Regions from separate parts of the Homo sapiens genome. Here all the other regions are linked to region 3. The links are chromatin loops, found by intact Hi-C in ENCODE. Cell type or tissue: endothelial cell of umbilical vein. All regions are shown on one strand. Region 1 overlaps ZFHX3 (zinc finger homeobox 3). Region 2 has its middle 70 kb from the start of PMFBP1. Region 3 has its middle 22 kb from the start of HCCAT5. Region 4 has its middle 62 kb from the start of HCCAT5. Region 5 has its middle 36 kb from the start of ZFHX3-AS3.

The links. Hi-C counts contacts between places; a loop is a spot of excess contacts. Peaks named below come from ENCODE experiments on the same cell type or tissue, not always from the same donor. Only the 100,000 strongest peaks of a DNase experiment are listed, where the experiment ranks them.
Region 1: a loop joins it to region 3, with 3 times the contacts of the local background. A loop is called at or near these places in 37 of 110 quality-filtered maps.
Region 2: a loop joins it to region 3, with 2.3 times the contacts of the local background. A loop is called at or near these places in 3 of 110 quality-filtered maps.
Region 4: it touches region 3 in a loop (5-fold over the local background); 11 of 110 quality-filtered maps call a loop at or near these places.
Region 5: a loop joins it to region 3, with 4 times the contacts of the local background. A loop is called at or near these places in 13 of 110 quality-filtered maps.

The regions. Positions count from the first base shown.
Region 1 is chr16:72,830,485-72,834,484 of GRCh38, forward strand. The region is part of intron 4 of ZFHX3 (zinc finger homeobox 3); the gene reads right to left. Among named protein-coding and RNA genes, the nearest start is that of ZFHX3-AS1, 170 kb to the left of the region's middle. RefSeq lists an enhancer at 2,634-2,803. In endothelial cell of umbilical vein, a CTCF peak has its summit at 2,247; a DNase peak (open chromatin) is centred at 2,247.
Region 2 is chr16:72,240,140-72,244,139 of GRCh38, forward strand. It overlaps a transcript of PMFBP1 not described here. Among named protein-coding and RNA genes, the nearest start is that of PMFBP1, 70 kb to the left of the region's middle. In endothelial cell of umbilical vein, a CTCF peak has its summit at 1,909; a DNase peak (open chromatin) is centred at 1,942.
Region 3 is chr16:73,068,660-73,072,659 of GRCh38, forward strand. It overlaps a transcript of ZFHX3 not described here. Among named protein-coding and RNA genes, the nearest start is that of HCCAT5, 22 kb to the right of the region's middle. In endothelial cell of umbilical vein, no CTCF peak of the experiment used is centred here; DNase peaks (open chromatin) are centred at 22, 522, 2,082 and 2,812; H3K4me3 peaks cover 299 bases; H3K27ac peaks cover 2,607 bases.
Region 4 is chr16:73,151,903-73,155,902 of GRCh38, forward strand. It overlaps a transcript of ZFHX3 not described here. Among named protein-coding and RNA genes, the nearest start is that of HCCAT5, 62 kb to the left of the region's middle. RefSeq lists an enhancer at 783-1,306. In endothelial cell of umbilical vein, no CTCF peak of the experiment used is centred here; a DNase peak (open chromatin) is centred at 2,419; H3K27ac peaks cover 560 bases.
Region 5 is chr16:73,195,245-73,199,244 of GRCh38, forward strand. It overlaps a transcript of ZFHX3 not described here. Among named protein-coding and RNA genes, the nearest start is that of ZFHX3-AS3, 36 kb to the right of the region's middle. RefSeq lists an enhancer at 1,421-1,922. In endothelial cell of umbilical vein, a CTCF peak has its summit at 1,726 (motif pointing left); a DNase peak (open chromatin) is centred at 1,717.

The DNA of each region.
Region 1 (4,000 bases), 240 kb before region 3:
GTGAGATTTGTAGAGTAAGGGATAAAAATTTGTAACAGAGTCGTACACTTTCTTTTTGAAGCAATTCCATCCTTCACTCACTACGGGTTTAAAACTAATGCAGGAAACCTCTCTCCAGTTCAGTACACAGTGCTACAGTGAAGGCAGAATGACGGCTGCCAACGCTAGGCTGCTTATGAAGTCAAATGTCGTTCAGCCAAGTGGGGAAGAAGAGAATAAGATACTCTAGATGCTGAGGGAAAGAAGGGGAGACACTTCTCTCTTGCTTTCCTGGCCCTCCGAAACATTATCCAAAACATGCATTCAGTAAGAGTGGGCTAAGGGAATGAATAAAGTGGACAAACCAAGGTGAAATAATTTTAATAAAGATGAAATTATTAGGAGGCTGTGAAGAGCACATTTTCTCAGGTACACAGGCGTGAGGGCAAGGATGCCCACATCTGTCAGCAGACCAGACCCCAGCAAGGAAGTACTGGGTCTGGCTTAGAACACTGGATCAGGCCTCTATCCAGCACCGCCAGAGGTCTGTCCAACCCCAATTCAACTTTTCAGTATTTTAAAGTATCATGCCTTCTGACCCTCTAGAAAACAGCCTCTACCCCAATGCTACTTTTCCATTTTTCTAAATGTCATGCCTTCTGACTGTCTAGAAAACAGCCTCTAAATGTATCTCACGAAGGAAGTAACAGGAGTACAAAGTAAATTGGTCTCAAAGGGTTTCTAAAACACTGAGGAAGAAGATGTCTATTTAGAATCAGATTGTCTTGACTCAAGAGATGATGGAGGTCCAAGGTCTGGAAAACTGAACTAGTGTCACGGAACGTTCTTTCTTCCTTACCACCAAGAGGGAGTTTATGAGGCAGTCACTGGGAATACAGGTGAAATACGGTACTGTTTATTTTCATCTCCAACTCAGGATTCCACATATAATTTCTCTGTCTCCTTCTTTGTCTCACTGCACAATAAAGTCAACATCAAGTTTCCCTACCCTACCCTTAGTTCAAACAGAGAAAAATCAGGCAACCACAGCTTGAAGTCAATCAGATATAGAGCCCCACATTGACACCATACATCATTTAGTAGAGTAAACATGTATAGGTGTCAGTAGAGTAATAACAAATTACACAGCGTGACACAGGAACTATCTTCATTATGTCCAGGTGGGACGTTCTGTGCACATTTTTAGGATTTCAATAAAATTGTTCAACACTATAATGATAAAATTCATCTTTGAATGGTGATACCAGCGTGCGGTCAATGAATATTATTGCATTCGGTCTACCCAGATGAGCTAGGTCCCTTAAAGGACCCTTATTTGTCCCAATACATGCTGTGATACAAAATATCTGTAGTGTTGATACATTTATGCCTATTGTTCCATTATTGGAACACTAAGCTTGTAGGAGTTATTTATATCCTACTGCCCAAGGTCATCGCCAAGGTCTGATTTTTCACACACAAAAAATTTGCAATCTCCAGCATAAATGGGATAATCAAATTTGATTAGGCAAAGAGATGGCTCAATGGCCTCTCATCTCTAGTGCATACATATGACCACCTTAGATGAAGACAGTCTGATACCTACAAACTACAGAACACCCTGAGATGGTGATGTGCAGTGTCTGAAGGTGCTGCTCAGCAGACATGGGAAGGGATTTACCCACTGGGGGGCCATCTCCAAGCCAGCACATTATACAGCCTGCAGCTATCACAGCAGAGCACTAAAAACTCACAGTCACCCAACACTGACCCCAATTCTTTGAGCCTTACCAAACAAATCTGTTGAGAAACTAGAGACTGTAATGTATAAGCAGATCATTGATGCATCAAGCATGGAAACTGCATGTTGCTTTGTGAATATTCCTGGAGCTCTCATTCTGTGAGCCCACTTGGGCTTTTGCTTTCTTCCCTCCCTGCCCTACTGCAAGCAGAAAATGAAGGCAGCTGAGTTCCGATGAGAGGATCAACGAAAGAGGTTATTTCAAGAACTTATTTTGCTTATCTCTTTTTTTAAAAAGATTTACAAATCAAGTCCTCTTCTTGAGTTCCTAGGTTTAATATTATCATTTGTGATTCATTCACTAAAAGGCTGTTCTATGCGTGGTAGAAGAAGAAATGATTACGAAAATCCTGGATAAGCCAGCTCCCTTTCAAGGGGATCAGTGTCCTCAGTCCCCCACCCCCACCTAAAAAGCAGGTCCCATTCAGCCCAGCCAGCTCATCCCTGCAGTTCCATCCAGGACCTACAGGTGTCGCCCTCCGCATGGCGAGGCCCGGAAGGGCAGCTGGCTGCAGGAGGCAGAGGAGTCTGGACCGCCTAACCTGAGCATGTGGAAATAATATATGTCTTCAAGTGAACTGTCTGGTCCTGGAGAAATAAAATAGGACATTCATAAGCAGTTACACCATCTGTCTTTATACCATCATCATCAACAGCAAGAGGAAAAATAGCTCTTTAAAATGGATGAAAGCCCAGGCTGACAGTAACCGGAAAACTGTGAGCTCTGAATACCAATAAAGGTAGAGAAATGATTAAAAAACAGAGATGCAAACTGAAAATTTGTCTGGACAGCTCAGGCCCACGATGCTTTGCAGGCAGGGTGTGTTTTATTGGTTCCGAAAGCATAAAGCAAGCTGCTTACCAAGAGCCAGGCCTGGGGAAGGGCTTGGTCTCCCGGCCCTGGAAACACGTGGGAACCAGGGGCAAAATAGCATCCCGCTTTGAAACAGAGATCTGCGTCCACACGCTAAGCTCCTAGGGCTGTTATCTAGCCCTTGTTCTCTTTAGGAATGTAGATTTGATACACACGTGCTGGAGAATGGAGGGGAGGTTTTTTGCTTTTCCCCCCACAGATCATGGATTGCATTCCCCCCTCTTCTGCGAAGTCACTGGTAACTGGCTGGGTCATTATTACAGAGGCTGCAGATTTTTTTCCCCTATAATATTAGCTACTGACAGATGGTGGGAACAAGTGAAGACCTGATGGACTGATGATCGGTTTTATCTGGAAAATCCTGTCTTTCCTACAGAAAAAGAGACCAAGACACATAACAGCCACTGTGCCATTTTTAAGGCTGAAACAGACAAATCAAAACCATCTTCTCCTTCAAGCATTTAATGGTATTTCCAATCCCAACCAGAGCACACCAGGAATGCTTTCCCAAGGGCGTGGCCAGGACCTGGGAGAGAAGGTCATCCCCACTCCCCTAGTCCCGCCCTGGTTCTGGGCAGGAGGTAGCAGGCCCAATGCCTCCCAGACAGCTCTGTGTTTTAGAAGACACCAGAGAAGGTGTCTCTAAAACCCATACGGAAGCCCACAGTAGCCTCAAACTGGAGCACCCCCTCCTGTGTGTGTTTTCATGTTAAAGAGTTAGGGAAATAAAAGCAAATACTGGAAAACTGCAGTGTCTTCCTAGGGTCCCTTCTGCCTTTCATTTCCATGTTCAACAGTGACTGAAGGCCTTTAAAAAACCTCTTTGGCTGGGCATGGTGGCTCATGTCTGTAAATCCCAGCACTTTGAGAGGCCGAGGTAGGTGGATTGCTTGAACTCAGGAGTTTGAGACCAACCTGGGCAAGAGAGTGAGACTCCATCTCTACAAAAAATGCAAAAATTAGCTGGGTGTGATGGCACATGCTTGTAGTCGTAGCTAACTTGGGAGGCTGAGGTGGGAGGATTACTTGAGCCCAGGCAGTTGAGGCTGCAGTGAGCCATGACTGCATCACTGCACTCTAGCCTGGGCAACAGAGTGAGACCCTGTCTCAAAAACAAAACAAAACAAAACTCTTTCCATCACCACCTCCTTTTTACAACTGCTTCTCCCAGATAGCACTTACTTACTAGTGCCTGGCAAAATCCAGCCTGCTCATCACTCAGGCTTCCTGACTAAGTGCAGAGCCCTGAAGTGCAAGAATTCCAGCAGATAAATACCTTCTAAAGGGGAAAGCTTCCTAGGACAGCTTCAGTTAAGGGGATGATACCCCAGTCCCAGAAAATTTCC
Region 2 (4,000 bases), 830 kb before region 3:
ATACCTAACAGGTCATATCAGGTAGACTGTGGCGCAGAGAACAAGGAGGCTGTACCTGCTAAAGACCTAGATTCTACAGGAATAAAAGGAAATGCTGGTTTCTTTCTAGTAACTTAACATGGTTACTAGTTTGCAGAGCTTAGTCAGAATCTCAACGACTACATACTTGAATATGACCAAATTATTCTAATGTTTCAGATGAAAATATATAGACAGAAATAAAGCATTGTGATTTTTGCAAGCAGCGCTTGCTTTCTTGGCTAATTCCAAACGTCTCTACTAAAAGTAGGACAATTCTGCCTTCTAATAGAATTCCTGACTAGGCAGATCATTTTGTTAAGATAGATGTTCGTTAGCATTTTGGTTTCCTTAATTTCATACCATATTCTATTTTATTCCTTTGTATCATGGTTGAAAGTGCATATGATTCTTATCTCTTCCTTAGGTTTTTATTTTTTCATTGTGACATCTGTGCTTGAATCATGGTGCAGCCAAGCTGTAGAGGCTTAATTCTTTTAATGGGAAGACAGCATGCTGTGGCAGAAAGCATGCCAGCCTGGCATCTGCTGTTCTCCGGCTGAGTGTCCTAGGACAAGTCACTTCTCTGTTATGTCAGTACAATTAGGGCTGTACCAAAAGATCTCTAAGGGGTCCTTTCCATCTCAAATATTCTTCATATTTTGAATCTTTTTATATGTAAATATGACAGTAGTAACACAGTAACTCTGTTATCTTTCCTTATTTTGCAATTGTGTGTTGGGTGGTGTGTGTGTGAGAGAGAGAGAGAGAGAGACAGGGAGAGCGTGCAAGAGAGAGAGAGAGAGAGTGGCAAAGGTGCAGGTGGAGGGGGTTAAGGGGAGGAGGGACTACTTAACCTTGGTAGACAATATGAAGGTGTAATAATCTGTAAACATAACTTATGTTAAAGAAGATATGTAGGTATTTAAATACCTCTTGGAGGAATATGTAAGTACTCATCATGGTTACAAAATAGCACTCTCAGAAATGGCTCTCCTCCCTCCTCCAGGACAGATAAAGCACCTGCAGGCTCTCACCGACCACTGAAACAGCCATGAAAACCCTCATGCTTTTATACAGCAGGACAAAGCTTTGAAGCTTTGGCTTTAAATCACTCCAGCATCTCCCAGCTGTAATGAGGATAGCATTTCCCTAGTCAAAACATCCTGGTTCTATTTATAGGTGTTCACTTCTCTGAATAATAAACAAAAGTAGCAGGCTATTCTCATATTATGTCATTTTCCTTCAGCTACCCTACTATTTAATATAATGCCAATAATTAAAAAAATTTCAAAGCCATCATACCTAACAGTGGGTTCAGTTAATTACCTTAGAGAAGACACTGACTGCCATATATTTGAACAGCCAAAGCCTTGCAAGAATATTTGATTGGCCTTTGTTTACCGAGGGTTTCCAGTATCTCCCTCTCTACTTCATGGGGGTGGGTTCAGTTCTTTAAATGATTCCAGAAATAACCAGTCTCCCTAGTTGAAGGAAGGCTGTTTTCATCTACTAAGTAACATCCCTTCGCTTGTGTTGCTTTAAATAAGGATGGCAGACAATTCAGCATCCATGGAGACAGCCACAGTTCACTTCTATTCTTTTTCAAATGTAAGTTTGTATTAGGTTATTTAATGGACCACAATATATTCAGTAGGTACAGAATTCATACCCCCAAATGGCTGGTGTTTAATTGCATCCCTCCAGTCTGTTTTAACTAAGACATTTCCTCCTGTGCATATAATCTTCATTATCATAGAAGTTATTTTTAATTTATAATTAACATAGTCTCCTTCTCATTATGTATGCCTTGATCGACTTGGACCCTCCGGACACATCTTGTCTGGCACGGTGCTGGTTGTGTCCTGCAGTTCTCTCAATGTGCAGTAGGTGTCTATCTTAGCCTTCCCTTCATCCTTCCTTCTCTTCTCCTCCCTGACACCGTGATATAGTGCATAATTCCAAAATGGCAGCTTTTTGAAAATTCACCTTGATTATCAGACATTAAAAGTGACTCATCCCGCAGTGACTGTCTGGCAGAAGGGATGGGATCAGACAGCAAGACAATGAGGGGACTGGGCGCATTAGCGCACTAGATTACAGAGCCCATCAAAAATACCTTTGTTCTGTCAAAGATCCAATCATTTACTAGTTGTGTTCTGCAGAGGAGAAAGAATGAGAGGGAAAAATACACCAAACAAATAAACAAAAAAATACATTTATGAATTTAAAACCTCCTTAGTTCTCTTTATTCTAAGAGTAAAGGAAAGTATCTAATTAACCTTCTCAGGAGAAGAAAAGATGGGGATTGTGCTTGTGAGACAAAAATCTATAGAACCTTTTCTTTTTCACTAGCTATCAAAATTTCTACATTAGCTTCTGTCCTTTGGGTCTTGGTAAGAGGGAAATTGTCAAGTTTTCAGGGTTTGGTCTTGATTACACTGCACTCAGCCTGATTTATGGCAGAATATTTAGAAGACAAACTGTTTCCGAACTAGAACGTTCATTTTCATTAAAAGCAATGCTTTTGATTTCTATCTTGTCACAATATAATGCTAACCAAGAAATGCGTGATGGATGAAAGGGGAAAATATGTGTAAGGGCTATTATTGAGAAATACTTTATAAGCATCTAAACTGGCCCATATAAAAAGGCAGTAAGAATCTTTGAAAAGAGAGAGCACATGAATTCTTGCATCAAGCATGTGTGTGTTTGTGTGCAAAGGGGAGGAGGGAACTGGAAAAGAAGGGAGGAGAGCGACGAAGGCGTTCATATTGAGCCCTGGGTGGGTATAACAGGGTGAGATGTGTTGTATCGTCAGCATGACTGCAAGCCTGGTGAGCTTGTGATTCTCCAAGGAGACAAAATATCCAAATGGGAGGTTGGTGCCTGACTTTTGTCTTTTTATCATTTTCATCATTTGCCTATGAACTCAGAGGAGCATTTTATCAGTCATGGAAAATGCCCCCAAGGGGCCCAGATCAAAGGCAGGCTTTGAATTGTGTACTTAGGTGGATCTTCCTGCCAAAGACATTAATGCGATTAAAACACAAATTCCATAAACAATTATTTTCCATCTGTTTAGCAATAATAATAGTGATGTTATGTGCTGTCAATGGTGTCCTTCCTTACAATGAGGCACCAAGTGAATGCAAATACCCTTCTGCACGTGGATGCTGCAGCACTTTGGGAGGATTTGGGAGGTTTCATCTGCCAGCAGGACAGGAGAGTGGCCACTGTCACCATGCAGGGATCTCTGGAAAAGAATGGCTGTATTTTAACTGTCATTTGCAAATAGATTCATTAAAACAACTCATTGCATTCCACCAATTGTGCAGTGTACTTGTATACTGGTGTAAATTGGAGATTTGTCATTTCTTGCCTCTGCCTCCATGTTTATTTCTACTGTCAGGTACAGAAAATGTACCCCTCTTTTTGCCCCTCTTAATTATCCCCAGTATCAATAACTCTGTTCCTTTATTGATGGAGGAAGGGAGATTCAGCAGGACTGCCAGTCCAAGTGGCTCAGTCACAGTTACACATTCAGAGACCTACTCATGTTTGTTTGGATTCACAACACATACTCTGAGTAGGGAGAAAGAGAATCTATAAGCTTTAAAGATCTCTGCCTAAACCAGACCAAGAGATTAAAGGGGAGGGCAAAGGGGAGGGTCCAGACTGATTTCCGCACACCAGCACTCGTAACACAGGGATAGATTCCTGAAAGAGGGACTGACCTGCACGAGAGTTTTCATCAGTGGAATTTTAATGAGCCCTAAAGGTTAGCCTTCGACTTCGTTAACAAACAGCTCTAGAGATAATTTCCAATTTTCAGTGTTTATAGAATAGTGGTTCCTTGGTCATAATGAAATTCTGAGACTGTCTAGAGCCTATTCTGCATGTCCAGCTGAGGCTGAAACACAAACCCTCAAAAACAATTAAACGTGTGCTCAAAATCAAATGCAGAAGAAATAAAAAGAGG
Region 3 (4,000 bases):
TTACTTCTGTGAGTCAGCAGGGCTAACAGGAAGGGATGATCAGATGACCAACTGCTCATGAAAAAATATGAGGAAATCCAGTAGACAGGGAATAAGAGCAGGCAGAGACAGACATCCAAAGGCAGGCCCCTTGGGAACTCCTGGTCACTTGAGTGCTCCACTTGCAGGCCCTAAGGTAGGGAAGGCTGTGGGTGGGGCAGCTCCACAGCTCCCTTGAAACAAAGATGATGCCTGCTTTGCCAATATTGAGGTTTGGCCACCTGATGGTCGTCCACCAACTCTGGCCTCCATGCGCACTGCGGGTACTGACCACCCCTTTGGGCGCAACTGCACAAGGGGGAAGGGTGGTCAGTCCAGTGGTATGGGCTGATCACTCCTCGCCGTGCTCGGCTGGGTTGACTCTGACTGATGCTGCCCAAGTATGAGTGTGTGTAACTGGGCAGGACTGGCCAGGCCCACACGGAGAGGTTGCTGAAAGCCTTGTTAAGGAAGTACTTCTGACTAGGCAATCCAATTACATAATGCTGCAAAAATAACTCTGGGCTGGGAGTCTTGAGAGTGACGTATTTTGTTAACAGAGAGGGGTATCAAATATCTGTCTTTTAACCCGAGGGCTGAAAGTACACTTGTGCATACTGACTGGCCTCTCACCCTCTCCCCCAATAAGGGATGTTAAGCGGGTGGCAGGGGGGAAGCAAAAGAAGAAGCAATGATGCACACTTGTTTTTTCCCCTCCTTTTTCCCAGGTGCAACTAAAGCCAACTGTTCAGTTTAGCTATATTCTGCCAGCTCACGTGTCCGTCTACAGAATCGTGCACACCCAAATTAGCCATGCAGTGCTATAAACTGATCAGGGAAGATTAAGCAAAAGAAATGAGGGAGAGAATAAGAAATGAGAGAAAAACAGAATGAAAGGTGGTTTTGTTTTATTTTTTGGTGGGTAGAGAAGGGGAAGGGGTGAATTGTCTCATTATATTCATGAAGACTAGACTAGGACTCCTAGCTTCCCACTAAGGTGACCAACTGGTCCCAGTTTACCTAAGACTGTCCCACATTTAAAACTGCATCTTAGGAACCCACTCATTTCTGAAAAACTGAGTTGGTCACTCCACTTCCCACGGGCTTTGGCCAAATTTCCACCCGGTCAGAAAATAACTGGTCATAATGGTATATCCTGTCAATCCAAAATTGTTCGAAGAGTGATCTAAATGAGATATTTCATCATGGACGCAAAAGCCTTATTTCCAGGCATTTGAAGAAAGATCCATACACTTCTTCCTCCCACTACCATTTTGGATTCTAGAGCTTTCCAGGTGGAAAAATTACCTGCTTCATTCAGTTTGCTTTCAGATAAAGTTTCCAGAGGTCCCTTTCCCATTTTAAAGTGCCCCGAACTCCTGCCATGTTTTGCTTGAGAATCCTTTCATACCATTTTTAAAGAACACTGCTTGAAAGTCATTGTACCTTTTTTCAACTTCTTTTCTGTTGTGGGGTCTCCATTCCTTCCTGGGGCACCAGGGTCACACACTGAACTGTATCAAACTCTTTTAATGTATTCTCATTGAATCTGTTAGCATTTTCTGTTTCCTAATGTTGATAATTATTGCATCTGATCCTTTCACTCTAAACTGCGGCCGTGCAATTCATCCTTAATCTAGATCCATCTGAGCCCCTTCCAAAGAAGACACAAAGATAAGCTATCCCTGGCCCAAGACACTCATAGCATCTGAGCTTAGATTCACATTTGTCCCCACCTCTATTATTTTTTTTTAATCAAAATGTTTCCAAACCCCTTGAGCTAATTATAAAAGCGAATAGCTTTTCCTCTCCGAATCATATTCCTTGACTTGTAAGAATGCAATTCCACTCTGAGACCACCTTGTCGCAGACGTGAAAACCTGCTTGCCGAGGACGCAGCAGAGAGGAAAGGGTGAAGCGGGATTCGTCTCCCGCCCTCCCTCGGCAGGCACTGCCTTTATGGAGTCTATTTCCAGTCTGTTTACCTGGCAAGGACCACGTGACCAATCCAGAAGGAAATGCTGACATCATTGTCTCTCTCTCTCTCTCTCTCGCACATGTGAGCCTCCCTCCCTCCCCAGGCCGCCTGCATTCCGGTATCCATCCTCTCTGCCTCTCTCCAGCGCCCGGTCCCCTCCCCCACCACTCACGCCTTCCACCACTTATTTCTCTGTCTTTCTCATGTCACACTTTCCTTTGTTTTCTTTTCCCCTTGCGGGCTGGTTCCTAGACCGTCTTGCGCGCGCGCGCGCGCGCGCGCGCACACACACACACACACACACACACACACACACATCTGGGTGCCCTTTTCTTTCTCCCTCCCCTACCCCGCCCCCCAACCCTCCCCCCCGCCCCCCGCTTTTCAGTTTTTTCAGATCTGTGGCCATTGAGCCCTCACTCTTTTAAAAACACCTTTCCTCTTTCTCTCTAGATTTGAGATTTCTAAATTAAAAAAAAAAAAAAAAGTCTGGAGGCCTAAAAAGTCTTCTGGGCCAGGGGTAGGGGGAGGAGGGCCAGGCAAGGCTGCGGAGTCCAGCCATTCAATTTCCTGCTCCACTGAGCTTCGAGATTTCGGTGTTGGGGGTTTGGTCAAACATGCTTTCTTTCTTTATTTATGTACAGCTTCTCTTCTTCTAGTCTCCATTCCACGTTTTCCCACCCTGCTGCTGACCAGGCTCCCCTGCCTTCCCCACTGCCAGACCACAGGTCCCAGCAGCTCCTGGCCTTGAGCGGAGGGAGGGAGGGAGGGAGCACGTGCAACTCGCTCCTGGTCTTTTCTCTGCTGCTGCTGCTGCTGCTGCCGCCGCCGCCGCCGCCGCCGATACTGCTGCTCATTCTATCAGGGGCTGGGGAGGCTGCTCAGCATCCTCCCAGCCTGAGACCCGGGGAGCTGGGAAAGCCAGGATGCAGAGAGGAGGGGAGGAGTGGCAGTCCATGCAGGTGCCTCCTGCCTGTTCAAAGGCCTATTTATAGGAAGAACCAGCAGGCAGGGCTCTGGGGTTTGGCTGCTCCTGGGCAGCTTTCTTGGTGCACGTGGGCACAGAGCCAGAGCATGCAGTTTAGAGGAAATGTTTAATAAAGACATGGGAGCCTCAAAGTGTTTATTTATTCTCACAGAAAGGTGGAGATAGGGTGTGCCTGGAAACTGCTTTGAAAGCGGACAGCAAGGTAGTGAGGCCACAGGGTGACACCACTGGGAATCAAAGGGAACAGCTGTCTCAGGCCAAGGGGCACAAGGCAGACACTGATGGGCCCCATTGCTTCCACCTCCCACCCTAGGCTGTTCTGAGTGGGATGATACCCCTTTTAGCTTGGAAGTGGGACATGGAAGAAGATATGAAGGGTCACATGAGAGTGAGACAATTAAGTAGTCATTACTTAGGGGTAAATTCATAATCCCCAGCACTCAGAAAGGTGGGATTCTACCTGGAGGGCATGAGTACTTCGATGGGTATGTTCACCACTGGGTTGGATAGAAAATCAGAAATGTAGGCCAGGTGGGGTGGCTCACGCCTTTAATCCCAACACTTTGGGAGGAAGGTGGATCACTGGAGGTCAGGAGTTCAAGACCAGCCTGGCCAACACAGTGAAACGCCATTGCTACTAAAAATGCAAAATTTAGCCAGGCGTGGTGGGGGCGCCTGTAATCCCAGCTACTCAGGAGGCTGAGGCAGGAGACTCGCTTGAACCCAGGGGGTGGAAGTTGCAGTGAGCCGAGATCGTGCCATTGCACTTCAGCCTGAGCAACAAGAGTGAAACTCCGTCTCAAAAAAAAAAAAAAAAAAGGAAAATCAAAAATATAGGATCCTATTGGAAGACCCTACTAAGACCTAGAGGTGGGACTCTGAATGTTAATATAGTACCTGCCTTCAGTGTTTGGGTTCATTCCTATTTCTTTGTTTTTAGAGACAGAATCTTGCTTTGTCACCCAGGCTGGAGTGCAGTGGCATGATCATAACTCATTGCAGCCTCCAACACCTGG
Region 4 (4,000 bases), 83 kb after region 3:
GAAAGAAAAGACCCACCCCCACCCCACCCACACAGAAAAAAACAGAAAAGGAGAGGGGCGGAGAAGAGAGCTGGGAAGGGGGTTTGGAACCTCTGGGCCCTATCAGTTACTGAGAAGCCACTCTGTGGAGGAGACACGCAAGCTTCCATCCCTAAGACATTTCCCTCACTCCAACAAGATATTTTCAGTACATCCCAGGCACCAAATAACTGCTCATATGTCCCGAACGATGATGAATTCATTCAAACAACAAGTCAAGACCCTGGATATCACTCAACTCCAGTCAGTCATAACAGCTGACAAATAAAAAATATAATATACAGCCTGTTAGTTCTGCTTTTCCTCATCTTCAATATGCAGATTCAAGAATCGCATTCTATTCCCAGCTGTCAGAGACGGTGACAGTTGTGGGGAGTTTTCTAGCTTTATCAAGGAAGATTATTTTTAACCCAAATTATTTTCCATTGTCAATGTTTAAATCCATATTAAGTCCAGATTAATGCAGGAAGTAGCTTCAAAGGATATTGACTGAGGGAGAAATAATAATAAATGAAATTATTAAGGACAGGGCCCATTTCAAGGAACATTTTCAGAGTAGAAAAGAAAGTTGTTTAGATTTAAATGATAACTAAAGAAAATATGTTTCTTAGGGATTGCTGGCTCTTTTCACAAACACCCAAACTTTGTATACAAACTAGGGGCCTGTAGCATTTTTCTTTCTTTTTTTTTTTCTCACGTGATTGGAATTAATAATGCAGATAAATCCTAAATAAATCAGGATTAGTGTTAACCACATCTTGAGGTTTAGGATGCTATAGGAAAATGAAAAGAGAGAGAGAGAAAAAAAATGAGTTGCTTAAAAAAAAAAAAAAAAGCCCTGGCCTGGGCTACCGGGGTGAGGAGGGGAGAGAAGGGGGCTGGGGGGAAGGGAGGGGAGTAATCGCGAGAAGAGAGGGCCAGCTGAGCCGGGTAATCAAAGCCCTTCTAATCGCTGCAGCTCTGGAGATGTGTTCAAAGGCTCTTTCCTGACCACAGGCTGAGCCGGGTCACAAGTGAAATGCAGTTGCTGTGAAGGGGGAGGGGTGTCTGGAATTTTTGGATGGTTTTGCTATCAGGCTTTGTTAGGAGGAGGTCAGCTGGGTTGTCAGATTTTAGCATCTCCTCAGGAAGCAGGTTAAACTCTCTGGTTGTTAGGGAGAGACCCTCTCCTACCCCTCCAGCCCCACCACCCCAAACCACTTGCCAAACCAGTGAAGAAAGGGAACATGGAAGCCTGGATGTTCATTCCCACCTGGAAAGTTTCTCCCAGAGCTCTCAACTTTGGATGTAAGAATCATCTTCGATAAATAATTGCACCTTGGGATGAATTTTGTAATTTAAGTTTATTTTATGTTTTTAGAGACAAGGTGTCTCCCTACGTTGCCTAGGCTGATCTCAAACTCCGGCTCAAAGACTCAAAGAAGCCTCCTGCCTCCGTCTCCCAAAGTGCTGGGATTACAGCCACACCTAGCCTTGGGGTGAATTTTAATGAAGCCCTTTAGATCCTTGATATTTTTCTGCACTGGAGTCATTGAAAATGGCCTCAACACATTAACTCCAGGTTCTGTCCCCTTCCTTCCCTTGTGTGAGCCCTAAAGGCTGCAGGTGAGGAAGACTTGGGTCCTTTCCCTCTGGTCACCATTACGGGCTTTAATTTTCAGTAAATAAATATCTCTTAAGTTTAAGGGAAGAAATAAGCACTCTTTTTTTATTTTATTTTATTTTTTGAGATGGGGTCTAGTCCTGTCGCCAGGCTGGAGTGCAGTGGCGTGATCTCGGTTCACTGCAACCTCCACCTCCCGGGTTCAAGCAGTTCTCCTGCCTCAGCCTCCTGAGTAGCTGGGACTAAAGGCGCACACCACTACACCCAGCTAATTTTTGTATTTTTAGTAGAGTCGGGGTTTCACCATGTTGGCCAGGATGAAATTATTAAGGACAGGCCTTAATAATTTAATTATTAATAATTAAGGACAAGGATGGTCTTCATCTCTTGACCTCATGATCCGCCCGCCCCAGCCTCCCAAAGTGCTGGGATTACAGGTGTGAGCCACGGCGCCTGGCCTCAAAACAAGCATTCTTAACCCCAAATCACACGTCTGCAGAGATTCTGGCTGTCAACGTGATGCTGGGGTGAAGGCGACCATTGCGAAAATGTGCAATCTTTGGTCGGCATCTCAGTCCAGATGGACTCAGTGATTGTCTTGCTTTCTCACTTCCCTTGGGTATTGCAGAACTGCAGCCCCTGGGATTTGGCATCCACGTGACATGGCTCCTTGCTGAGGCCTGCTTCCGATGGCCTTTCTTCGGTCAATGCACAGATCTCAGTGTTGTCTTAATCTTCAAGCAACCAGGCTGGTCTGAAGTTTTTCAGAAGTTTTGGAGTTTGGAGAGATCATGTCTCCCATCTGTTTCCTGTTCCGTTTTTCTGTACTTCCTCTTCTTTCTCCTGCACCAGTGACTGGGCACAGGCGGCCACTGGACAGTCACTCCCTGTCTGCAATAACCAGAGTCTCTACTGATGATTCCGTTATCCTTGCAGGTCTGTCACTCAGTCTCCCCCAAGACACACTAAAATGGAAAGAAATGAATGACTTGGGGGTGGGCGGCTTTTCTTGCAGCCCAGGATGAAGCTCTTTCACAATCCTCAGGGCATTTGTGGTGACTCTGCAGTAGGTTTAAGTCCAGAGAATGCAACATACATTTTAGGGACTCTTGATAGTTACTATGGTAATTTGAGGCTTTGAAAAATAGAAATATGTTCTGGGGAAAAAGTGGACATTACATCAGATGCAAAATGCTCAACCTTCAAGAGCTTCATACTACTAAAGATGGGTGAAGAAAGGAGGAGATGTTTGTGGTGAAGGCCATTAAAAAAATCAAAAGCAAAGATTGTGAAAATAAACAAGCATAAATTGGATTCCAGCATAAAGATAAAGAAAGATATTTTTGGGATTACAGGTGGTGGCTCACGTCTGTAATCCTAGCACTTTGAGAGGCTGAGGTGGGAGGATCACTTGAGCCCAGGAGTTCGAGACCAGCCTGGCCAACAAGGCGAAACCCCATCTCTACTAAAAATACAAAAATTAGCTTGGCATGGTGGCTGCACTTGTAGTGCCAGCTACTCAGAGGTTGAGGCACAAGAATCGCTTGAATGTGGGAGGCAGAGGTTGCAAGTGAGCTAAGATTGGGCCATTGCACTTCAGCCTGGGTGACAGAGTGAGACTCTGTCTCAAAAAAACAAAAAAAAAAAAAACAAAAAAAAGGAAAAAATAAAAAGATTTTTTTTTCAGTTGGCATGTATACTCTGAATAGTTTCACTTGATCTACCAAACCAAAATAGCACATGCTTAAAGGTAAATAATTCTTAGGGCTTTAGGCTTCAGTAGTCAATATAAAGGATGTTGGTCCTACATGAAGCTAGGGGCAACTCCCAGACAGCAAGGATCTTGTTGCCCAAGAGGAAACAGAGTGGAAATTCAGCCCTTGCCCCAATCCCTCAGCTTTCCATGGAAGTGGAACAGCCAATGGTGACAAAATACAGCACATTTTAAACAAGTGCTAGTGATATAATGACACAATGATATAATAATATATATGAAGCCTGGACACAGTGGCTCATGCCTATAATCCCAGCACTTTGGGAGGCTGTGGTGGGTGGATCACCTGAGGTCAGGAGTTCCAGACCAGCCTGGCCAATGTGGTGAAACACCGTCTCTACTAAAAATTAAAAAATTAGCTGGGCATGGCGGCATGCGCATGTAACCCCAGCTACTCGGGAGGCTGAGGCAGGAGAATCGCTTGAACCCAGGAGGCGGAGGTCACAGTGAGCCGAGATCGCGCCATTGCACTCCAGCCTGGGCGACAAGAGAGAAACTCTGCCTCAAAACAAACAAACAAACAAACTACATGTATATATGTATATATATATGACACATGTCATTATATATAGTACATATGCATA
Region 5 (4,000 bases), 130 kb after region 3:
GGACCCTTTGTTTTTTCTATTAAGGGCTGATAACCCACAGGAAAAACTGATTTTTTCCGAAAAAATCAAATATCTGCATTTTCTTTTCTTAGGGAAACAAATACCTGTTTGGAAAATTAAGTACAGAGAAGATACAGAAATACTACAAAATATGGTTGTGTCTTTACTATTTTTTTTTTTTTTTTTTTTTTTGAGATGGAGTCTTGCTCTGTCACCCAGGCTGGACTGCAGTGGTGTGATCTGGGCTCACTACAACCTCCGCCACCTGGGTTCAAGTGATTCTTCTGCCTCAGCCTCCCGAGCAGCTGGGACTACAGGCATGCACCACCACACCCAGCTAGTTTTTGTATTTTTAGTAGAGACGGGGTTTCACCATATTGGCCAGGCTGGTCCTGAATTCCTGACCTTGTGATCCATCTGCCTTGGCCTTTCAAAGTGCTGGGATTACAGGCGTGAGCCACCACGCCTGGCCTGTGTCTTTACTATTATATCCAATTTAAGTGGCTAGAAAGCAAAAAAAATAGGACAGGTAAAGGTTGGTGAAGGGGAATCAGGAACGGCAGGAAGTGCTAGAGAGAGTGAGGGGCCTGACTGAACAGGTGGGAGAGAAGCGGTGGTTGCAGAAGAGATGGATTTGGGTCAGGCAGTTACACCAATGGTGCAGAGAGGAAAGATAATGTAGCAACCACTAGTTACCATCTTTATACGTGTATATCTTTGTATCTCCCTCATTGCCTAACACACATGCCGTGTACATATTAGGTACTCAGTAAGTTAATGAAACAGAAACAAAGAGAATGTGTAAAACACCAGAAGCTGTAAAATTAATTTTGACTTAGAAGTGTACTTTATCTAGGCTGTGATCTTACCATTATTATCAAGTGCCATCTGTTTCTCTTGAAATAGTTTTTTTTTTTTTTTGGAGGGGGGATGGGTGGGGGTTGGTGCAGTTTAATTGCTCTTCACAGGTCTTCAACTGCTTTAATTAATCCCAAGCTTCAGAAGCTCTACCCCGAATGGGATATCTAGAGCTTCCTCCTTGGGGTGGTGGGGAGGGCCAGATTTTCCTCAAGACTGCAATAGGAGTGCGCAGAAATCATATCACAGTGAGCTTGGGAGCTCCCTGTGGACTTGGGTTAGCAATTTCCCATCCTGATGGCTACGGACTTCGATACAGCCTAGTGACGCCATATTTGTAGATCATAGACAACTGCTTACATTTCTTCTCTGAAAAATAATTCTGAACTGGGGCTTGAAAACATAGAGTTGAGAAACAAAGGACAAGGGAAACATTAATTTTGTGCTTAACACTCAACAGTAGTGTCCATCCTGGCCAGAAAAAAAAAAAAAGTGTTCTCCTGGTTTGAGAGAATCTGGCTTTAGCAGAACATCTGAGTTGGAATCCCATGTAGCTATGGAATGAAAATGTGCCATATTTGAATGACTGGTCTGTCCACTCCTTATAATGACATCTAGCCCAAATAATAGACCCATACGTGTAGGTGGCACTTAAAAAATACCATTCACCAGAAGGAGGTTTTGAGAGGACTCTACCTCACTATTTCAGCCATGCTTGAAATAACTGCAAATGGTCCCATGCCACATGAAAGGCACTAAGTGGCATTCCTTGGATGAGCAGGGAGCCCAGGACTCTTGATGGTAGGCGTTCTGGAGGGCCATGGAGCTGGGACACTGGTATTGACATGGTGACCCCTAGTGTTTCCTGTTGGTAGCACGACTTGGAACACCACCAGCAACCCTGGCCTAAGTAGGGCGTCTTTACCATCTTCTGATGGAAGGAGTTATTGCCCACCATAATTGTTTATGTCTTTAAAACCATCATGTTAAACAATCCCCCCCTTCAACTTTAATGCATTTTTCTGCACAATATCCACTTCTAACCCCTGCTGAATAGAACTGAGTCTTGACACTGTTGTTTTCTTATAATGTGTGGCCTCCTGTCTAAGCATTTCAAAGATCAAGATATATCAATTCATTACTGTGGTTACAATGTCATAAACAATGGATAATGGCATCAATGGATGAATTGTTGGAGGAGGTGGGTATTGCTATATCCACGGCATGAGAGCGTGACTAGGAAGGATTTACTATGAGCACATGAAGTAGAGGACAAGCTAGCAAGGTGGATATGGTGATTGGTCCAAGTACCATGTCTGTTGTCTGTTGTATTTTTCATCTCAGTACCCTGCTCCAGACATTGTAGCAAATGATGAGTAAACATAAAGCAATTGGATTGTATATGCTCATGCAAGGAGGTGAGGAAAGTCAACTAAGCGGATAATTCAAACCACCTAAACCACTTCCCCATGACTTATCTGGATATTTCAGAGAAAAGTATTTTCTTTTTGGGATTTGATCATGTGTATTTCTACTAAACATGATAGATGTCTTCATTTCTAATGTTACATACTATAGGCAGACACAGCCTGAGGGTAAAAAACAATGATTACAACTCATTCATTCATTATCACAAACCTTACTTGACATAGACTAAGTGGGCTGGGAATGGGCTGGCCGTTGGTTCAAATCCCAGTGCTTTTCAGTTTATGGTTATTACCCTGTTTTATTTCAGGTATAAAAGATGCTTCTTGTCAGTGTTCCAAATGTACTTGGGTGTCGGTAAAGAAAAAGAAGATAAGTAGAGTATCTGATTTGGTGGTTTTTTTTTTTTTTTTTTTTTTTTTTTTTTTGAGATGGAGTATTGCTCTGTCGCCAAGGCTGGAGTGCAGTGGCACGATCTCGGCTCACTGCAACCTCTGCCTCCCAGGTTCAAGTGATTCTCCTGCCTCAGCCTCCTGAGTAGCTGGGACTACAGGCGCGTGCTGCCATGACCGGCTAATTTTTTGTATTTTTAGTAGAGGTGGGGTTTCACTGTGTTAGCCAGGATGGTCTCCATCTTCTGACCTAGTGATCCGCCCGCCTCAGGCTCCCAAAGTGTTAAGATTACAGGTGTGAGCCACCATGCCCAGCCCCTTATTTGGTGTTTGAAGAATCATGTCACCGTTATCACAAAGACTGTAAGTCTTTTAACTGCATGAATACCATTGGTTACTTTATTCTCTTCCATGCTGGTATCTTTTTTTTTTTTTTTTTGAAGTTTAACCCCATTGCTGGACATACCAGTGTTATGAAGAAGAAAATAAACTAAAAAATGCTTATTTTATGCAGAAAGGTATAATTCTGATTAATAGTAATAAATCAAAATAAATCGGTAGAATTTCTAAGACTCAAGTGAGAGCTTGGGGTTCTTCTCTAGCTTTCGTTGATTATCGAGAAACAAAGGCCAGAAACTGCATGTAAAACAAAGAGGCACAAAAGGCAAATGTAATCCCATCATTTAGATGAGTTCTTGGGTGACATCTTTGTGGTTTCCTTTTCCTATATCTAGACCTCCAGATTCAGTTGGTGGCTCATCCTCGCTACAGAAACTTCCTTAATATGCCAGAGGGACATGTTGGAAGCGAAGGGCTTCTGTCATCATTGGGAAGGGCAGAAACAAAAGGGGACTTTCACTCAGATGCAGGAGGGAAGCAAGTTCTCCCAGGCAAAGCCAACGGCACTGGATTCTTTCCCCCAACCTACTTGTTATATTCAAATACTTCAGACTCTCCTTTTTATAAAAAATCAGTTCTGCCTTCTCAAAGCAAACCATCAACATCAAAAACAATGACATTGGATGTCATTTTAAATGAAAAAGAAAAAGAAATAAACAGATTCAAATGTGAGCTCGGGGACTCTCGACTTTGTGAACGTCCCGTTCAAAACAAAGCTCTTTGACTATTAGGCTGAGACCAGAGAGTTTTACCTTCCAGGTGTATATTTCTAGAGTCATCTGTGAATTGGGGGGAAACTTTGGAAACTGATGTCCAGGTTCAACTATACCATCAAATTCTGGAGAAGATTGCTAACGTATGATCAGAAAGGAAGAAGACGGTTTGTGTAGACAACGTGGCTGGTCCCTCGTAGAATGGGGCGTAAC